3 separate regions of the Homo sapiens genome follow, and regions 1 and 2 are each linked to region 3. The links are chromatin contacts, found by Hi-C or POLR2A ChIA-PET in ENCODE. All regions are on one chromosome and are shown on one strand. Each heading gives the region's core, a stretch centred on a gene start or an enhancer-like site at or near the end of the contact. The rest is flanking DNA. Distances are from core to core; before and after follow the strand shown. Region 1 holds the start of USP32 (ubiquitin specific peptidase 32). Region 2 holds the start of NOL11 (nucleolar protein 11). Region 3 holds the start of DDX5 (DEAD-box helicase 5).

Region 1 (3,132 bases), core at 380-2,879, 4.1 Mb after region 3:
GGTGAGTCGAGATCGCGCCATTGCACTCCAGCCTGGGCAACAGGGGTGAAACTCCGTCTCAAAAAAAAAAAAAAGAAAAACACAGAATATTACCTTCTTTCTCTAGCAGGGTATATTAGAATCTGTTGGTTTTAGGAACTAATAACCTTTCCCTGGCCCTAAATTACCTAACCGGCACCTTGGGTCCAATCTAATCCAAATGGTTACTTTTTCAATATTGCTTCCTTTTCCAGAAGCTTTATTCCGTGACTTTTAGGTTGAAGACGCAAACTAAATAAGAGTTGAAAATCAAGGAACTAAATAATAATTCCACTGTACATATACACCCCATTTGGTTTCTCCATTTATGGTTTCCTATAGGTTGTGTTCACCTTTTGGCTCTCGTGAATAATGCTGCTATAAACACGGGGGCACAAATACCTGTTCACATCCCTGCTTTTCATTCTTTGGGAAATGGAGAGGTGGAGTGGGAGAGTCAGTCACATGCTGCCACACCATGAACCTGGAAGGCACGATGCCAAGTGAAATAAGCCAGTCACAAAAGAGAAAGTCTGCAGAGTTCCACTCAGAGGAAATACTTAAGAGTAGTGAAATTGATAGTAGGACAGCGGTTGCCACGGACCAGTGGGAGGGGGATTGGGGAGTTACCGTTTAATAGGCACAGAGTTTCCCTTTTGCAAGATGAAAAACGGTGGGAAATGGGACGTGGCAATGGATGCAAAACAATATCAATGTTCTTAACGCCACTGAACTCACTTAGAAATTGTGAAAATGGTACATTTTGTTACGTATATTTTACCACAGATTAAAACGACTCCACGCTAAGCCTTGTAGCCCTCATGTTTCTCGGGGAGAAACTCTGGGAGAGAGGATAAGCCTTTTGCACAGCGCTTTCCAGAGAATGTGTACAAGAGGCATGGTCAGGAGGAGAAGGTGGGCCGGGCAGGCGAGATGACCCGAAAAGGCAGATCCACTTCGTTAACAAGGTCCACTTTCCTCAGGGATCTCCCGCTAGGTGTGAGCATTCTTTTGTCACAGGAAAGCCTTGAGATTCTCCTTTCCTTTCACAACGCCCTCCCAGTCAAAGACGTCCCTAAGGTTGGGAGCTCCCTGCCTACCCACTCCTTTCTCTTCTGAGCCATATGCCGCATCCCTCAGAACCCCATTCCCTAAGATTCTGCGGTCTTCCATGTTAGGTCCCGGCAACTGCCACACTAACCGTCAGCTGCTCGGACCCCACCCGCCGAACGCCAGAACATGTGGGCGCGGGGGCGGGGGGGGTCGTCCTCAAGCGCCCCGGAAGTCACCACCCCCCGTCGCCAGCGGAGGCGCCCGGGCGGGGCGCGCGGCTGCGATTGGCGGGAAGATGGGACGATGCGTTACGTGCGGAGATGCGTCCCCCTCCCCGGCGCTCCTGCGCGCGGTTAGCTTGGGGAGGGGCGGAGCGTGCGGCCCTGGGCGGCCGTTACCGGGAACAGTGTCTGGCCTCGGGTCCCGTGACCCTCGGCGGAGCTGGCGGGAGGGGGCGGAAGTGGCAAGAGGGCGTGAGGAGGGAAGGAGAGGGAGGAGAGAGAGGAGAGAGAAGGGCGGAGTAGGAGGCAGGGGAAGGGGGCGGGGCGGAAGAGTCACGTGATCCGGCATGGAGGCGGTGGCGGCGACCGGGAGGAGCCGCCGGGGCAGAAGCCGCACTTGTTAGTGTGGGGGGAGGTGGGGGCGGGGGACGCCGACACCGTCACCGTCACCCAGGGACGCCGAGGAGAAGGCGGGAGGGGGGTGGGGGCGAGATCAGGCTCCGACCCCCCGCCGAGGGGATGAGGGGAGCATGGGTGCCAAGGAGTCACGGATCGGATTCCTCAGCTACGAGGAGGCGCTGAGGAGAGGTGAGGGGGGAGGGGTCTGGGCGAGCTGCCTGGGAGGCCCGCGACGGGCAGCCTGGAGGGTGGGTAACCGGGAGGGAGAGGGGAGATTGAGGGCGTGGGGCGCCTGAGGCGGAAGGGAAAGGCGGCCGGCCTTGGGGAGTGTGGTGGAGGAGAGAGGTCGGGTGGGAAGCAGCGTTTGGGAATTAGGGCCGTTTGGAAAGGGGCTTGTCCTGAGAGAGGGGGATCGGCGCTGGCAGGGCAGTGCCCGTGCTCGCTGGTGGCGTTGTGATCCTGGATGTGTCCAGGGAAGTCCTCTCCCCGTTTTCTTGGGCGGCTCCAGCCCATCCAGCCCCCCTCATCCTTCATTGCCATTTTCTCCTATCATTCCTTCATAAAAACCTCAAATAACATCCTAACCTCGTTCCTAACAGCCTTAGCTGGAAGGGGACGAGGAGGCGGCTGCAAAGCGCTCCTCTCTGCTACTGGAAGCCCCTTCGTATCTGGGGAGTCCCTGCCTTTTCCCAGAGCCTATGCCTGTCTCTTGAGGGCTGTGGCCATCCGCTTCTGCCACCCTTCACCGTTTGAGCGGCTGACTTTGATAAGAACGATCTGAAATGAAGTTGTGTTTGAGGTGAGATGAGACTGGACAGCTGGCGTTGGCACCAGACCTTGTCTTAGGTTTCATCTCCTCCGACGTTGACCAAAGCCTTTGACTGCACTTGATGCCCAGTTCTCGCTCCATCCCTCTCCATGAAATGGCATTGGGAAGTCCAGCATTCAGATATTGTGTTAAATCTCCCTTTAGAGACTGGCCTGGCTGCCAGTCCCGGCCTGCTGCTTATTGGCTCTGAGGCACAGTATATTGTTGGCAGCCCCAACCCCCTACCACTCACTCTGATACCGCTGTCCATGATCACTAAAGCACACACTAACTGGAAGTGTCTTGTTGCACAGTTTATGGCCGGAATGTCTTAATTTTTCATGACTGGGATTTCAGTGTGTGTAGATCTGTGTATGCTTGTATTTCTTTTAGACATTTAATGGATATTCTTGGTAAGAAGTGAAAAAACATTAAGAAGATTAGGAGCTAGGCATTATTGTTAACAGGTTTCCAAGTCAAGAAATCAGCCATGCTCCAGGTGGTTTTAGTAGCTAAGGATATAAAATGGTAATTAGATTAAAAGACGGGTATTCAAAATGAGGCTTGAGAAGTGAACTCTTGTTCGTATATAGGAAGAAGAGGGGTAAGTGGGTAAGTTCAGTTGACCATCAC
Region 2 (3,063 bases), core at 1-2,500, 3.2 Mb before region 3:
CTCAAGTGATCCACCCACCTGGGCCTCCCGAAGTTCTGGGATTACAGGCGTGAACCACCGCGTCCGGCCAAACCTCTAAAAGGGTAGTTAAAATGAAAATATAACTAAGTTCCTAAATAAGTAAATAAGCAACCCTTTGTTAAAAAAACAATAGTACATTTAAAAATTGATTATATTATGCCTCTGCATGGGAAGTTATGCCTCTGAACAGCGGCATGGGAAATTAAGTAGGGACATCTGGGATCATGTCTATCCAATTCCAATCTGCCATTGTATTCCTATGCAGGAGCTGCAAAACTGCAAATCTACTTGACATCCCAAGTGAAACCCAATAGAGTTAGCAGAGTCAAAACGGCACAGGGAGCTGTTAGCAACCTGTTCTCAAAACGTCAAAGCAGATACCTAACTTCTTTAAAACATGGAAAACTATGTTCAGCAGCCCAGAGAAAAGTAACTGCTTTCTATGCGACCACCAAAAGCAAGGTTAGAAAGTGTTCTCTATCAGGCTTTAGGCTGAAATGGGGGCAGGGCTTGCAGATTTTCCCAGGACTCAACTCCAGGATTCCCAGCGTGAATCAGAGATGCCAACAGACAACTCACTTGGAGGCAAGATTCTTAGCGAGCTATCAAGAAAGTCCCTCACTCTCTAAAATTGTCCCCGCCCCTACAAAGAGAGGGGTGTGAAGTGTAGACACGGCTAAACCACTATTCCCACTCTGTCAGTGTCATCCTCTCCCGCCCAACCAATCTCCGTTCCATCCTCCCGCGGGCGGCTAAGATAATAAAGACCCTAGGAGGGAATCTTAGCAAGGCCAATTCCGCGAGTTCCGAAGCAAAAGCACAGGTTTTCTTTCTTTTCCGAGTCTAACCCACGTGCACTCAGACGCTCTGCCCCTGCAAGTCGGAAATATGCCTTTACAGGAAGGCAAGCAAGCCAGATTCCAGACCTCACTCAGCGTCCCCAACAGGCCCAGCCGGCTCTCTGCTAAGCCTTCTCCACGATCTCTTTCTGAAGCTGTGAGAAACTTGAGCTCGAGCTCCGCGCTCAGAAAGGGGCGAGAAGGCAGTCGGGGCGCTCCCAAACCTATTGCCTTCACCTTATAGAGGATGACTGTCCTGCCGCTGTCTGTCACTAGAAACTGGTCTGTTTTGTCGCTCTGCTCCACGCCTAGGAGTCCTTCAGGCCCGGCGCTCAGGACTACCGAAGACAACGTGAATTCTTCCTCCAGCGCTGCCATTTTGAGCAAACCTAAGTACGGCCGCGCTCACTCCCGGCAGGCCTCGCGCTTTCTCTCGCGAGAATGAACGGGCCTGAGGGGGCGAGTGCTTGCCAAACCAGGAACCTGCTCTCGCAGCCTGCGACCTCTGGCGGGCGGAAGGAGCGAGCGCGACTGTGAATTTAGCCAGGTGGGCTGGGCCGGCTTGCGTCAGACTCCGCCTCCCGAGACCACGCCTCGCCGAGTCCCGGATGTGCTCCAGGAAGGGATAGGGTAGGCGCGGAAGTGCTGCTTACTGGGTCCTGAATCGGCTGCGTGCTGTTCTAGGTGGGGACTTGAGAGACTGTAGATGGGTCTAGGGAGTGGTCGAATATAAATAAGCTAGATTTTTTTTTTTTTAATTGCAAGGGAACTCCCTAGGAATTCCATCCATGGCCTTGTGGAACGATCTGCCAAAGAAAAAATATTTATCTCTGTAGGTAAACTCCCAATAACGTGCTGTTCCTACGTGAAATGCTTAATTCCCCCCAAGTTTCTTGGAACCCTCTAGAGATCTCCAGTCTTTTCAGTCTTTCAGGCCTTCTGAGTTCTCTGACTCCCCTTCTCTGAGCCCCAGTGGGGAAAATCTCTCCTCAGCTTACAGGAAATTCAGACTAGTTTGATGAAGGTGAAGTTGAAGGTCCCCTGTGTGATTTTTGGCAAGGTTTTTATTTCCGGGAGAAATGTATGTTTCTCAGATAAGCATGGCAGATTCAATCAATAATGTTAAATAAATAAGTAAAGATAAATTGTGATGTTCTTAGGGAGAAACCATTTAATAGGCAATTACTAAACAAATGTACCCAGTGTGACAAAGTGCCTCAGTTTAGATTTAAGCATCCACCAGATCGCCATGTGTGTTGTTTCTCATTGCCCCAACATGACGACATGGGCAAAAGGAGAATATCCAGCTACTGTGAAGGAATCAAATGCAGTCTATTTTTATAATGCTAATAGGTCTTTTGTTGTTCAAAAGTAGTGGCATTATCATGGCTCACTGCAGCCTCTAACTCTTGGGCTAAATAAAGCAATCCTCCTGCTTCAGCCTCCCGAATAACTGGGACTACAGGCATCCATCACCACGCCCGGCTAATTTTTGTATTTTTTGCAGACATGGAGTCTTGCTTTGTTGCCCAAGGTGATCTTGAACTCTGATAATCTTTTAATTTTTAGGCTGGGTTGTGAGATCAAGAGGATATAGTTTATTATTATGCTTCATAACTTACTTTGTGATAGGTGGTAAGAAGAAAAACATTAAACTCAGAAGGGAGAGATAAAGCGTGGGTGTGTGGGGGAGGAAGGAGTGGTCTGTGTATGTGAAATTTTCACTAGGATGACCACAGGCCTCCTTGAGAGGATGTCTTTTTTTTTTTTTTTTTTTTTTTGAGACAGGGTCTTGCTCTGTCGCCCAGGCTGGAGTGACGCAGTCTCAACTCACTGCAATCTCTGCTTCCCGGATTTAAGCTATCCTCCCACCTCAGCCTCCCGAGTACCTGGGACTACAGACATGCACCACCATGCCCGGCTAATTTTTGTATTTTTTGTAAAGATGGGGTTTCACCGTATTGCCCAAGCTGACCTTGAATTCCTGGGCTGAAATGACCCTCCCCCCTTGGCCTCCTAGAGTGCTGGGATTACAGAGCCACAGTGCCTGGCCCAAGGGTATCTTTTGAGGATGGCATGAAGGAGGGGAGGGAGCGATCATGCAGTTAACTAGGGGAGGGAGCGATCATGCAGTTAACTAAGAGCATTCTCAGTAGCAAGTGCGCCTGGGGCACCAACAGGGAGATTCCCTAGAAGTCTATCG
Region 3 (3,199 bases), core at 700-3,199:
CAACAGTTTAATGATAATCCGAGGTTACCAGAAACTCATTAATGGAGGCTGCTTCGCACTTGCAATAGTATTGGTCTTGTGTTTACCCAATTATCTTGTGCAAGTCAGGGTTTCTCTGGTGCCGGAAAAAGTGGTGATTAAACTTAGGCTGTTAAGAACTGGTATAATAACAACATCAACGGTAATGCATTTGTTAGTTTTTCTTTTTTATTATATCGATCTATATGAAAGAAAATATGGGAAGTACATGAAGCTCAGAATTATCAATACTGTTGACGTTTCCTGCGTACCACATTCTCCTCTCCCCTAGATATTGCTGGGATTTGCAAAGTTTAACGGTTTCTGTACCAAAAGTAACTTAGCTTAAAATACTTGTTCCTTGAAATGCCTGGGAATTGGTAGGAAAGCACTTTCAATCGGTATTAGAAACAAACATCTCCACTATGTTCTGGACACGTAACGTTCTGGAAACGAATGAGAGTGTATTTTCCATGCACATAATCCCCCTCCCCACGCCCATTTCTCACAGCTGGCCAAACCATGACAACTGGTTTGTACGCAGTCCTTGTGAAAAGGATGAAAGCGTCCTAGACAACCAAATTAATTCGCTCTTCAAAAGCGGTGCTAGACAAAGCCCATGACTCTAGAGGGCACTGAAGAGAAAAAAGCACAACTATTCTACAGGGGCATATTCTACTATTCTGCAGGGGCATAATAAATCTTAAGAATGCTGTTCCTTTAAAGACCAATACAAAAGCAGGTACGACCTCAGGGCCCATAGTGCAAGGGCGGAGGGCACACGGACAGCGGCTAGACGCCCCACAGAAAGACAAGTCCGGGGACGACCCTTCTGACCGCTCTTTTTACAGCCAGGACCCAAGTGTCCTACCGGCCTCGCCCCAGTGCCTCTCTCTCTCCCACAGCATACTGCTGTTCCACGGCCTCGAAGCGAAGAGGTGGTGAAGCTGAGAGACCCTATCCAGGGAACCCGCCAGCGCGACGCGGCGTCTGAAGGTCACGAGCCCCGCCGACAGCCCAGACCCAGTCCGGGCTAGCCCGAGGCCTCCCTGGAGGTGGACGGTTTCAGTCCACACATACTGGGACCCCAGGGAGACACTCACCAGCATCCGAGCCTGCCATGTTTCAGAGGCAGGTCGCCGCCGGACTCCGACGCGGCCGGGAAGGCGACGGTGTCCTGGAAGGACCGATCCACGCAGACCCGACACTGGGGCGCGGACGCACGAACCAAAGCGCGGGGAAGGAGGCGTGAAAGAAGGACGGACGTTAAAAGAGCTTCTCGCCGCTGATTGGTCATCAGAGGAGCACTTCCTTTCACAGGACGTGAAACGGGGGCGGTTTGGGAAGTTTAGAGACCATTCTCCGCCGACCAAAACCCGTCAAAGGATTATCAGACACGCGGGTCGGACGGTCCACATCAGCCGGCAGCCCGGGCGGGTCCCGGGGTGCGAGCAGCGCACTTCCGGTGAGCTATTTCGTTTTGTATCCCTCCGCCGACGTCAACGGGAAAGTAGTGCGGACCGCTCTCTCGGTGGTCCGGGGTGGTACAGCCACGTGACAACGCCAGGCCCCGCCTTCCCCCTCTTTTGGTTACAGACGTGAGGGCTCTTTGGAGACGTAAACATCTCCGAGTGGCGAGGGTGGGCGGGGCTGGGCTTGGGAAAGGGCGGGGTGGCTTGCTTGAGGTGTGGAAAGACCAGAAGAAGGTGAGGTCAAGAGAGTGCAGAATGAGGCATTCCAATGGTGGGTGGGCCCTGACCTGAGAGAGTGGCGCGGGGAGGGGTGAAAGCGCGGCGATCCTGGAACGCCAGCGGGCGTTGCGGCCTATGCGCGAGGGGCGGGGCGATTAGGTCATAGAGCGGCTCCCAGCGTTCCCTGCGGCGTAGGAGGCGGTCCAGACTATAAAAGCGGCTGCCGGAAAGCGGCCGGCACCTCATTCATTTCTACCGGTCTCTAGTAGTGCAGCTTCGGCTGGTGTCATCGGTGTCCTTCCTCCGCTGCCGCCCCCGCAAGGCTTCGCCGTCATCGAGGCCATTTCCAGCGACTTGTCGCACGCTTTTCTATATACTTCGTTCCCCGCCAACCGCAACCATTGACGCCATGTCGGGTTATTCGAGTGACCGAGACCGCGGCCGGGACCGAGGGTGAGTTTGGGAGCCGAGCTGTCAGGCCTGGCGGGTGGGGGGATGGGAGGGCGGGTCAGGGTGGCGGCCGGCGGGGGCTTTGCGGCTTGGACTTGGCCTTTCCGGGCTATCTTGGGACTTCCTTTCCCGAAGGCTTGCGCCATTTTGATATTCACGTCACAGTGATTGGAAGAGATTTGACGGTGTAGTGTCTTCAAGCTTGCTTTTTGTGTGGGGATTGGGGAGCTGTCGGGGCGGCTGCCATTTGGTAGCTGTTGAGGGAGTTGAGAGGGAGCGTATTGTGCGGATGAAAGCGGGACGCTTCGAGGCAGACGAAGGAACATCTGTTAGGTGCGGCGTTTCGGGAGGTGTTTTTGGGGTGGCCGGGCATTCTGTGGGAGCGAGGGGACCACTTCCAAAGCCCTGGTGCTGTTGGGGTAGGAGGGCGGCCGGCATCAGCCATGTGGCTGAGTCGCGAGTACAAAATGCCGGCCTCGGACATGGCGGCGGCGCCTTTGTTACCCCGCCCGGCGGAGGAGCTCAAAATGGCAGCGTCGAGAAAATGTGGCGCAGAGAGAAATGCGAGACAAAGGGGGAAGCGCCGCCCCAGCGGGAACGCCGCCCGGCCGACTCCGCCCGGGCCGGGACTCCTCCCCCGGTAGTCGCCGGCTCCTCCTTTTCTTTTTTCCTGCGTTATATAATTTTGATTCGTTGATCCGGAGCTCTACCGCGGCGTTCCCCCAGCTGGGTTTGCTAGCAGAAGTGTTTCTGAGAAAACCCTTGTTCTGTTATCGCTGACTGTACTGTTTAGGTTCTTACCACTAAAGCTGTTTGGTTCCAAAACGGCCATATGAGTAACATCGTCGTGATGCTCTTCGGTTCATGTAGCCTTGTTATTGCTGATAGTGAATTGCTAGGCTGGTGGGGAAGATTACAGTAACCACAAGAAGTGGTGTGTGCCAGAATCCCAAATTCTGGCATGTGGGTGACAAGTTTCCGACATGATAAATCCCCGGCTTCCGACATGATAAATCCCAGGCTGTTTACATGACCTAAGT

What was found. A loop is a pair of places that touch in the nucleus more often than their neighbours do. ChIA-PET counts read pairs that join two places held with the same protein, here RNA polymerase II (POLR2A). Pooled maps may share reads with other maps.
Region 1: a loop to region 3 is called in a map of ascending aorta, with 13 times the contacts of the local background. The contact joins the promoter of USP32 here to the promoter of DDX5 in region 3. A Hi-C loop is called at or near these places in 1 of 168 maps with a recorded cell type or tissue (ascending aorta) and 11 of 50 pooled maps. POLR2A ChIA-PET finds 5 or more read pairs at or near these places in 1 of 52 experiments (HepG2).
Region 2: a map of CD8-positive, alpha-beta T cell shows a loop between it and region 3 (11-fold over the local background). The contact joins the promoter of NOL11 here to the promoter of DDX5 in region 3. A Hi-C loop is called at or near these places in 2 of 168 maps with a recorded cell type or tissue (CD8-positive, alpha-beta T cell and naive thymus-derived CD4-positive, alpha-beta T cell), 1 of 37 single-sample maps with no recorded cell type and 12 of 50 pooled maps. POLR2A ChIA-PET finds 5 or more read pairs at or near these places in 1 of 52 experiments (CD4-positive, alpha-beta memory T cell).

The regions. Positions count from the first base shown.
Region 1 is chr17:60,390,630-60,393,761 of GRCh38, reverse strand. USP32 (ubiquitin specific peptidase 32) reads left to right here and starts at 1,629. Exons shown (of 34, transcript NM_032582.4): 1 at 1,629-1,880. The coding sequence starts at 1,823. RefSeq lists silencers at 1,159-1,478, 1,589-1,808, 1,839-1,898 and an enhancer at 1,073-1,914.
Region 2 is chr17:67,716,123-67,719,185 of GRCh38, reverse strand. It overlaps NOL11 (nucleolar protein 11), which reads right to left and starts at 1,250. Exons shown (of 18, transcript NM_015462.5): 1 at 1,098-1,250. The coding sequence starts at 1,238. It overlaps LOC101928045 (a long non-coding RNA gene), which reads left to right and starts at 1,508. Exons shown (of 4, transcript NR_188294.1): 1 at 1,508-1,544. RefSeq lists enhancers at 1-77, 1,000-1,189, 1,260-1,339 and a silencer at 640-729.
Region 3 is chr17:64,505,039-64,508,237 of GRCh38, reverse strand. It overlaps DDX5 (DEAD-box helicase 5), which reads left to right and starts at 1,949. Exons shown (of 13, transcript NM_004396.5): 1 at 1,949-2,162. The coding sequence starts at 2,119. CEP95 (centrosomal protein 95) reads right to left here and starts at 1,261. Exons shown (of 20, transcript NM_138363.3): 1 at 1,122-1,261. The coding sequence starts at 1,140. RefSeq lists enhancers at 649-758, 471-1,087, 1,069-1,158, 1,359-1,598, 2,299-2,428 and 1 more and a silencer at 2,789-2,858.